2 separate regions of the Homo sapiens genome follow, and region 1 is linked to region 2. Evidence: read pairs that join two places in POLR2A ChIA-PET (ENCODE). Cell type or tissue: MCF 10A. All regions are shown on one strand. Each heading gives the region's core, and the rest is flanking DNA. Links, peaks and the distances in the headings are about the cores only.

What was found. Peaks named below come from ENCODE experiments on the same cell type or tissue, not always from the same donor. Only the 100,000 strongest peaks of a DNase experiment are listed, where the experiment ranks them.
Region 1: POLR2A ChIA-PET joins it to region 2 with 6 read pairs; 1 of 35 experiments calls an interaction of 5 or more read pairs at or near these places.

The regions. Positions count from the first base shown.
Region 1 is chr4:99,410,392-99,416,382 of GRCh38, reverse strand. ADH7 (alcohol dehydrogenase 7 (class IV), mu or sigma polypeptide) reads left to right here. Exons shown (of 9, transcript NM_000673.7): 8 at 767-905; 9 at 3,211-4,120. The coding sequence ends at 3,235. Among named protein-coding and RNA genes, the nearest start is that of ADH7, 22 kb to the left of the region's middle. In MCF 10A, for the core only: no CTCF peak of the experiment used is centred there; a DNase peak (open chromatin) is centred at 1,752.
Region 2 is chr4:99,321,514-99,329,424 of GRCh38, reverse strand. No RefSeq gene overlaps it. Among named protein-coding and RNA genes, the nearest start is that of ADH1B, 4.1 kb to the right of the region's middle. RefSeq lists an enhancer at 7,752-7,858 and a promoter at 7,752-7,911. In MCF 10A, for the core only: no CTCF peak of the experiment used is centred there; DNase peaks (open chromatin) are centred at 4,254 and 5,534.

The sequences.
Region 1 (5,991 bases), core at 1-4,000, 91 kb before region 2:
AAAGATGACCTTGATGATATCCATTACAGGACAGTGCTGGGGGCAAGAGCGTAATCAGAGTGGGCTCAGAGAGGGTGAGAGGAAAGGAACAGGATCCAGAAACAGTGAACTGAAGACAATTCTTTCTGTAAAGTAAAGAAGTTTCTCTGCAATAGAAGCAAAGATATGGGGTGACTGGAAGGAGATGTGGGTATCAGAAGAGTTTTTTTAACCTTTGTTTCTTTTTAATTTAATTTAATTTTTATTTTACTTTAAGTTCTGGGATACATGTGCAGAACGTGCAGGTTCGTTACGTTGGAATACAAGTGCCATGGTGGTTTGCTGCACCCATCAACCCATCATCTAGGTTTTAAGCCCCGCATGCATTAGGTATTTGTCTTAATGCTCTCCCTCCCCTTGCCTGCCACCCACCGACAGGCCCTGGTATGTGTCATTCCCCTCCCTGTGTCCATGTGTTCTCATTGTTCAACTCCCACTTACGAGTGAGAACGTGCGGTGTTTGGTTTTTTGTTCCTGTGTTAGTTTGCTGAGAATGATGGTTTCCAGCTTCATCCATGTCCCTGCAAAGGACATGAACTCATTCTTTTTTATGGCTGCATAACTTTTGTTTCTTATGCTGGGACAAATACAGCTTATTTGTACACTGCTGGGAATGATCTAACACAGGGAAAGTCATAGTGCAGGAAAGAGAAGGAATAAATATAACATAATAAAAGATAAGGATTATTTAGTAATGTCTAAAGAGAAAATGTGTGCTTATTTGCAGGTTTGAAAAGCAGAGATGATGTCCCAAAACTAGTGACTGAGTTCCTGGCAAAGAAATTTGACCTGGACCAGTTGATAACTCATGTTTTACCATTTAAAAAAATCAGTGAAGGATTTGAGCTGCTCAATTCAGGACAAAGGTAACTGTTTCTTATGATGATCTTGTCTCTTCTCCACAGGCTACTTTTAAAATTTAGTACTTATAAATGTGCCTGTTTTCTTCATATTTTATTTCTAATTATTTAATCTAGCCAGATTGATACAGCTAATTACTTCTCTTTACCCACTGCATTAGTGTATTTTCATACTACTATAAAAAAAAAAAACTGCCCGAGACTGGGTCATTTATAAAGCAAACAGATTCAATTGACTCACAGTTCAGCATGGCTGGGGGCTTCAGGAAACTTATAATCATGGTGGAAGGCAAAGAGGAAGCAAGGCACCTTCTTCACAGGCTGCAGGAAGGAGAAGTGTCGAGCAAAGCGGGAAGAGCCCCTTACAAAACCATCAGATCTTGTGAAAACTCACTCACTATCATGAGAACAGCATGAGGGAAACTGCCCCATGATTCAATTACCTCCACCTGGTCTCTCCCTTGACATGTAGGGATTATAGGGATTATAATTCAAGATGAGATTTGGGTGGGGACACAAAGTCTAACCATATCACCAACTTAGTATGCCATTGTACTATATTAATCAATTTTTTAAAATCTTTTGGATTTTGTTTACCTAGTTGATTTCATTGTGGCTATTTTTATTTCATCATAAAGCTGCTATTTATTTCAAGTAAGCCACAAAATTTCCTTATTTTACAGTTTTCAAAGTGCTTTCTCAAATGTGCATTATTCAGATCCCTGTAAGCCAGGTATTATTTTTACCATTTTTAGATGAAGACCAAGGTTGTGAAAGCAAATAAATAACTGGTCAAACCTCCTGGGGTAGTGCCAGGATATAAACTAATTGCAAAACTTGTGCTCTTTTGACCATATAACAAACTTCTCTGACAGAGCTTGGCAAGCTTTGGGTAAACATGGGTGTGATGATTACTACTCTTGTTGCTTCTGAGGGTTGGGCAAGGATAGAGGTCAAGTATGAATTCATGCAAATTTTATCTACAACATCTACCTCATGGAGGTCTCAAACAGCAATCAAAAAGCCTGTCTACAAGATGAAATGACTTTCACTCATTGGGCCTATAAATAATTATTGAGCTTCCACTATGTGCCAAGGACGTGGATTTCATTAGTAAAAGGAACTGTATATTGAGATCCAAATTTTTACTAATTTTTTTTTTTACCTGAGAGATTTTTCAATGTTGTGTCTTGTCTCCACATTTGGTCTAGCCTACAGGATCATCATATTATGAACATACATTTTTTTAAGCAAGTAAACAATGGGATTTTGTAAGAAAAACTGTCAGAACCACTCAGTACTACTTTACTCAGATAAGCAAAACTAACAGCTTAGTATGGCCTGCTTGGAAAATAATTACTATTTGTTTTCCAAAGAAACATAAATTCTGCTTTCAGGAATTTTGCTTCAAATATCACCTTAAAGCAGGGACATCCAAACTAACATTTGTAAACCTAAACTCTTCAATTTCCACCTACTTCCTGCACAGCTCTATTTGAATGTCCCACTTGGAAATATTTTTTCGCCAGTAATTTTTATCTCAGTCATTATATTATGCGTTCCTCTTTTATAGATGAGAAGCCATAGCATCATGTCTGACTTCTTTTTCACTCTTGCCTACCACATACAAACCAATTCTAAGCCTTGATGATGCAACCCTTGATTTCTCCTTCAGAATCCCTCATCTCATTGCCCACGCTCATTGCTTTAATTCAGTCTAATCATTTCTGACATGGACATGGTAGTGAGATAATAGGTTTTCCACCTTCTGTATTAAAATACATTCCAGTTAGTCTTTCACTAAGCTGCCAAGCTCAAGTTTTGCCAAAATGCCAATGTCTTAGCATGGTTTTGAAAGCCTTTATTATTGAACTAAAACCTATTTTGTTTCAACAGTTAAGAATTTGGCATTCATTCTATCACCCTCTGCAGCAGGCTTTTGGGATAAAGTGAGGGAAGTAGGTCTCATCTACTTGCAGGATCTCTTGGGCACCCAGAAATCTAAACATATTGGATTACCTTTCCTGTTCACATGTTCCTAGGCTTGTTCATGCTTTCTCCTCAACCTGGAAACCACTTCCCTCTTGTTGGCATACTGAAATTATACTGATGCTTTCAGAATTAGCTCAGATACCCTTATCAGAGTTGCGTAACAAAGAAAACTAATTGTTAAGGACTTTGAGCCCAGAGGATTTCCAATAACAGAATTTACTTGAAGTTTCTATGACAGATAGAAAGGACAATTGTTTAAACTATCCTTTCTTGAAAGATATGAAAACAAGTCATTAAAAACTCTCATTTTACATTTCAGCATTCGAACGGTCCTGACGTTTTGAGATCCAAAGTGGCAGGAGGTCTGTGTTGTCATGGTGAACTGGAGTTTCTCTTGTGAGAGTTCCCTCATCTGAAATCATGTATCTGTCTCACAAATACAAGCATAAGTAGAAGATTTGTTGAAGACATAGAACCCTTATAAAGAATTATTAACCTTTATAAACATTTAAAGTCTTGTGAGCACCTGGGAATTAGTATAATAACAATGTTAATATTTTTGATTTACATTTTGTAAGGCTATAATTGTATCTTTTAAGAAAACATACACTTGGATTTCTATGTTGAAATGGAGATTTTTAAGAGTTTTAACCAGCTGCTGCAGATATATAACTCAAAACAGATATAGCGTATAAAGATATAGTAAATGCATCTCCTAGAGTAATATTCACTTAACACATTGAAACTATTATTTTTTAGATTTGAATATAAATGTATTTTTTAAACACTTGTTATGAGTTAAGTTGGATTACATTTTGAAATCAGTTCATTCCATGATGCATATTACTGGATTAGATTAAGAAAGACAGAAAAGATTAAGGGACGGGCACATTTTTCAACGATTAAGAATCATCATTACATAACTTGGTGAAACTGAAAAAGTATATCATATGGGTACACAAGGCTATTTGCCAGCATATATTAATATTTTAGAAAATATTCCTTTTGTAATACTGAATATAAACATAGAGCTAGAATCATATTATCATACTTATCATAATGTTCAATTTGATACAGTAGAATTGCAAGTCCCTAAGTCCCTATTCACTGTGCTTAGTAGTGACTCCATTTAATAAAAAGTGTTTTTAGTTTTTAACAACTACACTGATGTATCTATATATATCTATAACATGTTAAAAATTCTTAAGAAAATTAAAAATTATATAAAATGTTTTGTGGTGATATATTTTTAAACAGGCATATGTTGTTATTAAGCTTTTATTTGTTATAAACAAAGTGTTGAAGCGCCTGAAAACATAAAAATACTTTATAAGACATATAAGAAGTTGGGTGGTCATAGCAGAAATTGAGGCTTCCAATGCTAGGGCATAATATAGATTGGACACTTCTACCATGGTAAATTGCAAAATGTCCAGGTATTTATGAACCACTTTTACATGATGAATATTTCCCAGTGAAAAGTGGCATGAACTCGAGGAGTAAAATTTCCTTTTTCTTTTACCAGTTTGTCAATCTAGGCTTAATCTAGGTTTAAAAAAAATAGCTGAAAAGTGTAAATAATTATTTTGAAGTATCTTCATCATCAGCTGAGTTTAGCTATGGCAATTCTCAAAACACTATGAATATTTACAGCTTATAAGAATTATATTTTTATGTATACATATATATATCTATATTTATGTCAATAAATAGATACATAGATAGATGATAGATAGATAGATAGATAGATAGATAGATAGATAGATAGATGATAGATATAGATAAGTATAGAAAATCTCTATCCAAGAATCATTTGGAGACATTTCCTCTGTCCATTAGCAATATCTGTAGCTAGGATCTCAGAATCCATTAAGGAAGGAAAACTGCCCCCCAAAAAAGCATTTTTAACAAGAAAAATATGTAGAATGGATTAATTCCTTTATGTCTCCTGACTCAAATTTTGAAAAACATGTAAATAAGGATACTAAAAGTAATATGCAAATATAGGTACATCAAAAGAAATAAATCCAAGAAGGAATAAACACATTTATATTCTCAGATCACAGCTTTTTAAATGAAATCCACTTTATGCTTAGATAAAATTATATTTTGACAAATATGCTGCATATGTGACAATTTTATTTATTTAATATTTATTATGATACTTTGTGGAATCATTCCTCATGTCTGAGCTTGTCATGGCCAAATAATGAACAGAAAGACCTTCTACTATCTTTCTCAGGGTAACCTGCACATGAATAGCATTTTGAGTCATCAGAAAACACTGGTTCTAAGAAGAGATCAGGAAATCTGATTATTTTTGCATATTTCTTATTTCTGGTCAATGAAACCACAAAGCATTGTCAAACTGAGTTCTTGAATATAAATCAAAATATAAGTAAGCAATAAATAGCTAGAGGAATGCTAAAAGAAATATCCAGCTTCTTCTTTAAAGAATAGTCTAGACTTCTAATCATTTAACTGATATGTGGAGAACATTCATTGGGCAATTTTTTTTTTAATTTCAACCAGTATTAAGCACTGAGCTAGGTGTTTGGTATACAGTAATGAATAAAACAGAATAATGAATGTCCTTTGGAGCATATGGTCTAGTAGTGATGGCAGCTCCTCTCTGCTAGGAACTGAACACTCTTCGGGACACCCTGGCTGCAGAAAGGAGTGACCCACTGCAAGTCTCCTCTGAGCTGTTCTATCACTCAATAAAGCTCTTCTTCACCTTGCTCACTCTTCAGTTGTCTGCATACCTCATTCTTCCAGTTCGCAGGACAAGAACTTGGGGCCCACCAAATAGCCGGGCTAAAAGAGCTGTAACACCAACAGGGCTGAAACACGCCCCTTGCTCACCATGTTGTGGGTGACAAGGAGAGAAAAGAGATGGAGAGAAGAGCTGCGACCCTTTGGGGAGCCCAGACCTAGGAGCTCCCTAAGCCAGGCTGTAACACCCTCTTTGGAACTTTATGGTTCCTGATGTCTCCAAGCTTCCAGGCACCACTGCATTCTTGGTGTCAGCTGTGGAAGCTGCTTATGGTATGCCTGGTCCAGCCACAGACTTGCAGGAAGCGGGTGCTCATGCCAGCAC
Region 2 (7,911 bases), core at 3,912-7,911:
GATTAGACTTCAACACGTGAATTTTGGTGGAACACGAAACTTCAGTCCATAGCACACAACATGGCAATAGAATTCATGAGGATGCTCTCGATGTCAAGTTCCTATAAATTATTAAAGAATGTGATTGACATTCTTTAAAAAGTTATTAAAGAAATTTGATTGGCCTGCTTCTATTTAAGACTTTCAAGAATATTATGTAAAGGAATTTGTACTATAGGGCAGATAGTTTACATAGTTAAGGGATTGTATTTATATATAAATATGTATTCCAGCGTAGAAATTATTGGCTAGGTCTGTAATCAAGTATTCCACAGAAGTGACTTTATAAGTGCTGAAACAGGATGATAGACACAAGGCTGAAGAGGATGGGGAGAAAATGCGTATGGTTGTGAGAATATATTGCTTTGATTCTTTGACTTCTCATGATATATAAAAACAAAGTGGGAAGTTGACTCCAATAATTTCATAAAAGTATTTCAAATCAAATTCTGAGCATGGATAAAATTTTCAAATTTTGGTATAAACAAATAAACTATGAAAGAAAATAATAGACAAGAAAAAATATTTTCAACATATATGATTGACAAAAAATGATATCTCTAGTATCCAAGTGCTTTTTTATTTAAAAATAGATAATAGGAAAATGGACAATGATGGAAATTCACAGAAGAGGAAATTAAAATGTCCAGCAGCCATACTAAATGGCACTGGGCCTTGGAAGTGGTCAAAAAATACAAAATGAAGCAAAATGAGATATTACTGCTTATCTATTAGCTTACACTGTTGGTAGAAATGTGCATTGTCTTAGGTTTCTGACAAGCAATTTGTGATATTTATTAAAATTTCCAACATGCACGCCCCAAGCAATATCACACTTGGGAATCAACTCCATAAAAATAAAAGTATATTTGTGTAAGAATATAGAGACAAGGCTACTTACTGCAGCCTTATTTGTAGAAGAAAAAAGAATTTTAAACTTACTGATTGGCAAAATAAGGAATGATAACTCCCTATTTTGAATGGTAAGTGAATCTTTTAAAAACTAGGGAGTCGGATGTCAGGCACACCTGTGATTCCAGCATTCTAGGAGGCTGTGGCAGGGAGATCCCTTGAGCTCAGGAGTTAAAGACCAGCATGGGCAACATGGCAAAGCCCTGTCTGTTGGGAACAGGCCCCCAAAATCTGGCCATAAACTGGCCCCAAAACTGGCCATAAACAAAATCTCTGCAGCACTGTGACATGTTCATGATGGCCATGATGCCCATGCTGGAAGGCTGTGGGTTTACTGGAATGAGGGCAAGGAACACCTGGCCCATCCAGGGCAGCAAACCGCTTAAAGGCTTTCTTAAACCACAAACAATAGCATGAGCAATCTGTGCCTTAAGGACATGCTCCTGCTGCAGATAACTAGCCAAACCCATCTCTTTATTTCAGCTCATCCCCTTGTTTCCCATAAGGAATACTTTTAGTTAATCTATAATCTATCAAAACAATGCCTATCACTGGCTTGCTGTTAATAAATACATGGGTAAATCTCTGTTTGAGGCTGTCAGCTCTGGAGGCTGTGAGACCCCTGATTTCCCACTCCACACCTCTATATTTCTGTGTGTGTGTCTTTAATTCCTCTAACGCTCAGGCCCGCTCGGTTAGGGTCTCCCTGACCAAGCTGGTCTCGGCACCTGTCTCTACAGAAAAACACAAAAATTAGCCAGGCATAGTGGTATGCAACTGTAGTCCCAGCTATTTGGGAGGCTGAGGTGAGACAATCACTGCAGCCTGGAAGGCAGAGGCAGAGCCATGATCGTGCCGCTGCACTCCAGCTTGGGCAACAGAGCAAGTCCTCATGTCAAAAAAAATTATATCTTAAAATCCGGAGGGATTAATATAATGCATCACTAAGTATAAAAAGCAAGTTACACAGTAATGTGTACTATATGATCCAATTTTTGTGAAAGACAAAACAAATTAAAATTTGTAATTATATATAGGTTTGTATGAGCATAGAGAAAGATATAGAAATATACAGAACAGGCTGTTCATCTCAGAAACAAGGATCTGAAAAGAGTTGAAGAACTAAAGTTAACTTTTTAACCATAACTGTTTGGTTTTACTAGTTAGGATGAGATTTATAATTTTATTACTTTTTTAACTTATAAAGAAACTATAAAGAAAGACTCCAGCTGCCAACATGTACATGTAATTGTAAAATAAAGGTATTGTAATTGTAATTTTTATTATTTAAAAAAAGTCTGACCAAATAATTGTCAAAATAATATAAACTGTCTCGGTCACCTCTAAAGCCTTAAGAAGATGTTATGCATTATGGAGTAATAGAGTCATAGAAATGTTTTCTTACTGGATCATTCAGGAATCTAAGATTATCAATGGCAGACATTTAAGTCTGGATATAAGAAAATTCTCGCAGGCCTAAATAGAAAACTTTTAGAACTATTAAAGATGAGATTATTATAAGGTCCAATAGATTTTTGGCTATAGTCTTGCAAGATTAATGCGAACAAGCTTTTGGAATTACCTGGGTAGTCCTGGGTTTTGCCTTTTTTCTCCCAAGTGGCTTATATTTGAATTTTCAATTGCCCTCTTGGGCCCCAGAGTGCTGGCAGCTGGGCATGTGTCTTCTACATGGAAACTTCCAAAATCATCCTTTGAAAAATCTGACCAGCCCAAGAGAAAATACCTACTCTTACTGACATTATATCCCCCAGCAATTAATCCCGCCAGATAGTTCTGTAGCAAATCTCACATGACACAGATGCCACCCTTGTATTCAGAGCTTCCCAATAGCTCATTAGTGCCCCATCCTGCAACAGAAGACAACCGAGATCATCAGAAATGTGGAGTGATTCTAGCTTTGTAATAGGAAAGATAGAAACAGGCAAAGAAAAAAGAAGTTGGAAGAAATAATCCATGAAATAAAAAAATTCAAAATTTTTTTAAAAGCTGTTATTAATATTTGTAAAAAGATATTACATACATGAAAAAAGAATATGTTGCCATAAAAAACTCTTGAGAATTAAAACTCATCACAGCACAGTAGAAATCCAATAGAAAGAAAAGATCTCAATAAATTCACCCCTTGGTGTAACTTTTTCTCCAGAAGATTACTAATGAAGTGCCCCAAAACTGATAAATTAATTCAAAGAAAGATGTGGTATCTGAGAAGCTGATGCTCTCACCCTGAGAAGAGGGAAGGGATTCCCCAGGATGAGGGTGAGGAGGCTCCAGGATGGCAGGTGTGGCCTGATGCAAAGCACCTCCTGCCCACATGGAAGTAAGTCAAAGACTCCAGGGAGATACACAGCTGGGAATAAAATTTTCAGGGACTATGTCATCATCTCATATCTCAAGCAATTTAAATGGAAATAAAATTGACATGTTCTGGGAAAATATGCTAAAAAATTCAAAAGTGGCTTTAAGGCTGACGAAGACATACAAAATACATATTTTGTATGTATTATACCATTTTGTATAAAATGGTAATAACAGTAGAATCTGCCTAATAGTATTATTGTGAGGATTACATGATCTGTTAATTGTAAAGCATTTAGAACAGTAAGTGGCACATACTTACAGTGACAAGGATATTAGCTATTTTATTGATATTTAGGTTATTAAACTCGAGTTAGGCTTCCTGGGATCCTGGCTCCACCACTAGATGTGTTACATTGGGAAATTTATACAATCTCTCTAAACCTCAGTGTCTTCATCTGTAAAATGTGCATGGCAATGGTATCTACCTGATAAGTTAATGCTAAACATTGCTATAAGTAAGGCAATGTGTGCACAGAGATTAGCAAAGTCAGCACTCCATGGATGTTACATACTGATACTAATCAGTTGTAATTTTTACAACAAAATATATTTTTAATTTTCAAAAGGAAAAAATTCTCCACCATTAAAGAACTCTTTAGCTTTTAGATATTTTTATATTGTGACAACCATACCATTTGTATTACTTTGTATTGTTTTAATAAACACTTGGTATTCCCACATCATCTCAGTAAATGTACTTTTAAGCATATGCCAAGCACATCATCAGAATAACTTAAAATGCATCAATAACTCATTTAAAATACATCAGTAAATCATTCGTGGAGCATTCAGATCGTTTGCAGTTTGGCTATCACAGAGAAGGCTGGATGGAACATCTCTGTTTTTGGATTGGGCTTCTTAGATTATTTCCCAACTGCCTTCACAGGAGGAATGTAAACAAACATTTTGTTCTCTCACACACGCTCTTCATGGAAGAATTCCAGGCTCCACAGCCACAGCCAGTCCAGCAAGCATTTCAGTTCCCTCAACATCTTTGGCTTCAGTACCAAAATCAAAATGAAATGCTAATTGAGTAAGAATTCATGGTTTTGAATGTGGGTATTTTCAAAAATTCCTCTAGGAACTTAAAATTTACTCTACTTATTGTAATATTCTATAGATTATTTATGTAACTATTCCATTCTCAAGTTCTATTTATTGCTACTAAAGTCCCTCTCCCACTCTTCATTTTGCATCTCATCCCCAAAAATGCTTTAAAGTCTGTTATTTATGCACATACTTGAAATGTTACAATTTTTTTCTAGCAATCATCTTTACAATAATATTAATCTTACCATTTTGCCAAATGATTTAACCCCAAAAATGAAGAATTTGTACTGAAGGTACTTTCTGCCAGTTACAATATTATTTCTTAGATCCAGGTAAATTATTGGCCCATGGGGAAAAGGAGACAGTTGGATCTCTTACAGAGATGCTAGTCTGTCCTTCTCGAGGCTTTGGAGTCACATCTCTGCACTACTCATCATTACATGCATAATTATATTAGAGATGCCAGTCCTTGCCTTCCACTAACCTTCCAAGAGAGCTTGTGGTAATTTGTTACATCAGCAATAGAAAATTAACACACCCTTCTTGCAAACATGGCCATCTACAGGCTGTGGGTAGACACATCTCCCTCTTTGACCACAACCTGGAAAAGCTCTCCAATTTTAAGAAGCCATAAGATTAGATTAGGTTCACCTGGATAATCCAAGCTAGTCTTCCCATCTCAAGACCTTTAACGGAATCACACCTACAAAATTCGTTTTTTTCCATGTAAAGCAATATATTCCTAGATTCCAGGGATTAGGAGTGGACCTCTTTGAGGGCCATTATTCTGCCTAGCACACCGGGGATCGCTGACCCAAACTGAAGCAAGCATATCATCTCTCTGGATAAGCTGCATTTATAATATAGTAGTTGGTGGAAATGTAATATAGAATCGGGCTGGCTTACAGAGACACACACAGAGAGAGAAACAGAGGAAAGTGATGCCCTGTGACCCCTAGAGAGTGACAGGGTTACCTTTGGACATTCCAGATGTTGCTACAGGCCTGCCATGGCCCTCTGATACTAGAACACTGACACTCAATCATGTGACAACTGCTCTTCCCCTCCATTTAAACTTTTAGAAGGTGGGGCAAAGAGTAAGCACAGAGTAGTTGCCAGATGGTATTAAGAAAGATCTCTTGACTCTATGAAGTTTGTGCCAAAGTTCTTTTGGCAGTTCATGGAGCCATGTGTTCACAAAGTGATGCAAGCTCATAAGTGGATATCACATTTCCAAATTCATTAGGGCCTTGAAAACAAGGTGGTAGTGGCTATAATTCCCTGAAATGCTATGTCTACAGGTGTGAGAGAGGATTAAACAGAAAAATGTATAAAAGGGGGTATTAGGGGAGAAAAATGTTTTCAAGATTCTTTGTCCATATGCTGACTGCATCTATACCTCTCAACTGCAACTCATCTTTCTTAATAAATCTTAATAAAATATCTTTCTTTCAAGGCTTCCTCATTCTCAAATTAGATGTCATTCATTTAATTTAGTCAACAAATATCTGAGCACTCACCCTGTGCCACTCATTGAGTTAAGAGCTGAGAATTCACAATGAAAAGACGGAGTAGGGTCTTCCTCTTTTGATTCCACGTTGAACTTTCTCCTGGCACTCACCACTTCCTGCTTCACAGGAGGGTTCTCTGTCTTCTCTACCTGACCACAGCCAATCCCACTGCTAATCTGTAATCCCTTAAAGAGGAGACACCAGATCTTCTGGATTATGGGACTGCTCATAGAACAGTGCGTGTCCTAACATAAAGGAGCACAAGAATTCAACAATCTTTCATTAAACACCTATTGTACACATGAAACTAGGTACAGTTGAAGATTTAAATGAAATTCAAGAACATCTCTGACCAGAAATTTCCAGTAGAACTTAGGAGACTGATCTCTACACTAAATATAAAGGCCACAAAAGAGAATGGGCCCTAAAACCACAGGAGGGATGCTAGTATGACAGGGATGGAAAGAAGTGAAGCATGACTGTGAGATGGCGTTAACATATCTCCACAAGGGCGACCTTGTCCTAGATCTCAAAGTTTGGGGAGGATTTGAATGGGCCAGAGGGACAGAAAAGAAGAGAAAAAGCATGATGAGCAAGAGCTTGAATGAGGAATGGATTCCTCTTTGGAGGACCACAGAGATACATGCTTCTAAAGAGCATAGGCCCTGTATTGGAGAATGGTGAGGAATAGTTGGATGAGAAGGCTAAAGCCAGGTTATCTGGGGCTATCTTCTTTCCGTCATACCTTTCCAAACTAGAAGCAACTAAAATCATAGGACCTCCTTTGCTTTCTATTGGGTGAATGTTTCTCAGTCTTGGTGTGAGTCTCAGTGCCTACATAATTAAAGCTTACTGAAATGTTCCCTTGGCAATTTTAGAGAAATATGTCCTCTATGCTAACATGTTCATATTGACAGACTATATCTAATTAAATAGTTGCCTGTATAGTTTTATGACGCCTCCAAGTGTGGATAAAAGAAAAATCAAACTCCTATGCTTGGAAAGCCATGAGGATACTAGCTACATTGATCAAAGGGTAATGGAAATGATCCAGTGAGGATTTTGCTCCATTTCTCACAATTATTTAAAATCTGCCACAAATGCCTGTTCCTCTACAATGCCTCCCCTGAGTCCTTCATTCTGAATAGCAACTCTGTCTCTGTTCCCAAAGCATTAACTGACCCCTGTGATAGGGCACTTCCCAGCCAGGCTGATATGTAGACTTGGTTTCCTGCGTGTCTTTTCACTATAAACTGTGAGCTTTCTTTCATGAATAATAATTGTAGCTAACATTTAGGAGGGTGCTCCTATCTGCAAAACTCCATGATGAGTGCTTTACAAGGATTATTTCATTTATTCACAAACAGTCCTTTAAAATGACGCCATTATTCATCTTCATCTCACAGATAAGGAAATTAAGGCAAAAAAAATTCAGTGAAATAATAAGTCCAAGTACACAGAACAAGTAAGGAACTGGGTTGGCCTGGTCCCACAAGCCATGCCATCACCGCTGCCCCATACTGCCTCTTGGCACAGGCAGAGGTCATGTCTTATTCATCACTGCTACTCCACTGGACCCAGCTTAGTGCCTGACACAGGGAGGTGTTCAGTCCATACATACTAGTTTTGAGTGGAGCAGAATTGCCAGGCACAGTGATCCCCTTTGCTGTGACTAATTGGGTGTCTGATTCTCTGCTGTAAAGACAAAGAGGCTGCTCTCTCTATCCTACTTCGTTTTTCCTGTTTTCTTACTCTTCTTCCTTCCTCGCCACCCCATGTGCATTCAAAGTTGCAGCTTAGTGCAGACAAAGGGAATACAAGGCAGAACGACCTATGTGGGATTGAAAGAAGAGAAACAAGGAATTCCAGAGGCCGGGGGGGGGTGGGAAGTGAGGAAAAGAGAAAGTGATTACAATTTATCACTTTAACTTAATATTTAAACTAATGAAAACAAAATCTTATCTAGAATTTGGAAGTCAATATTTTGATTGCTGGTTCAGTACCCTTTTATCTGTTTTGA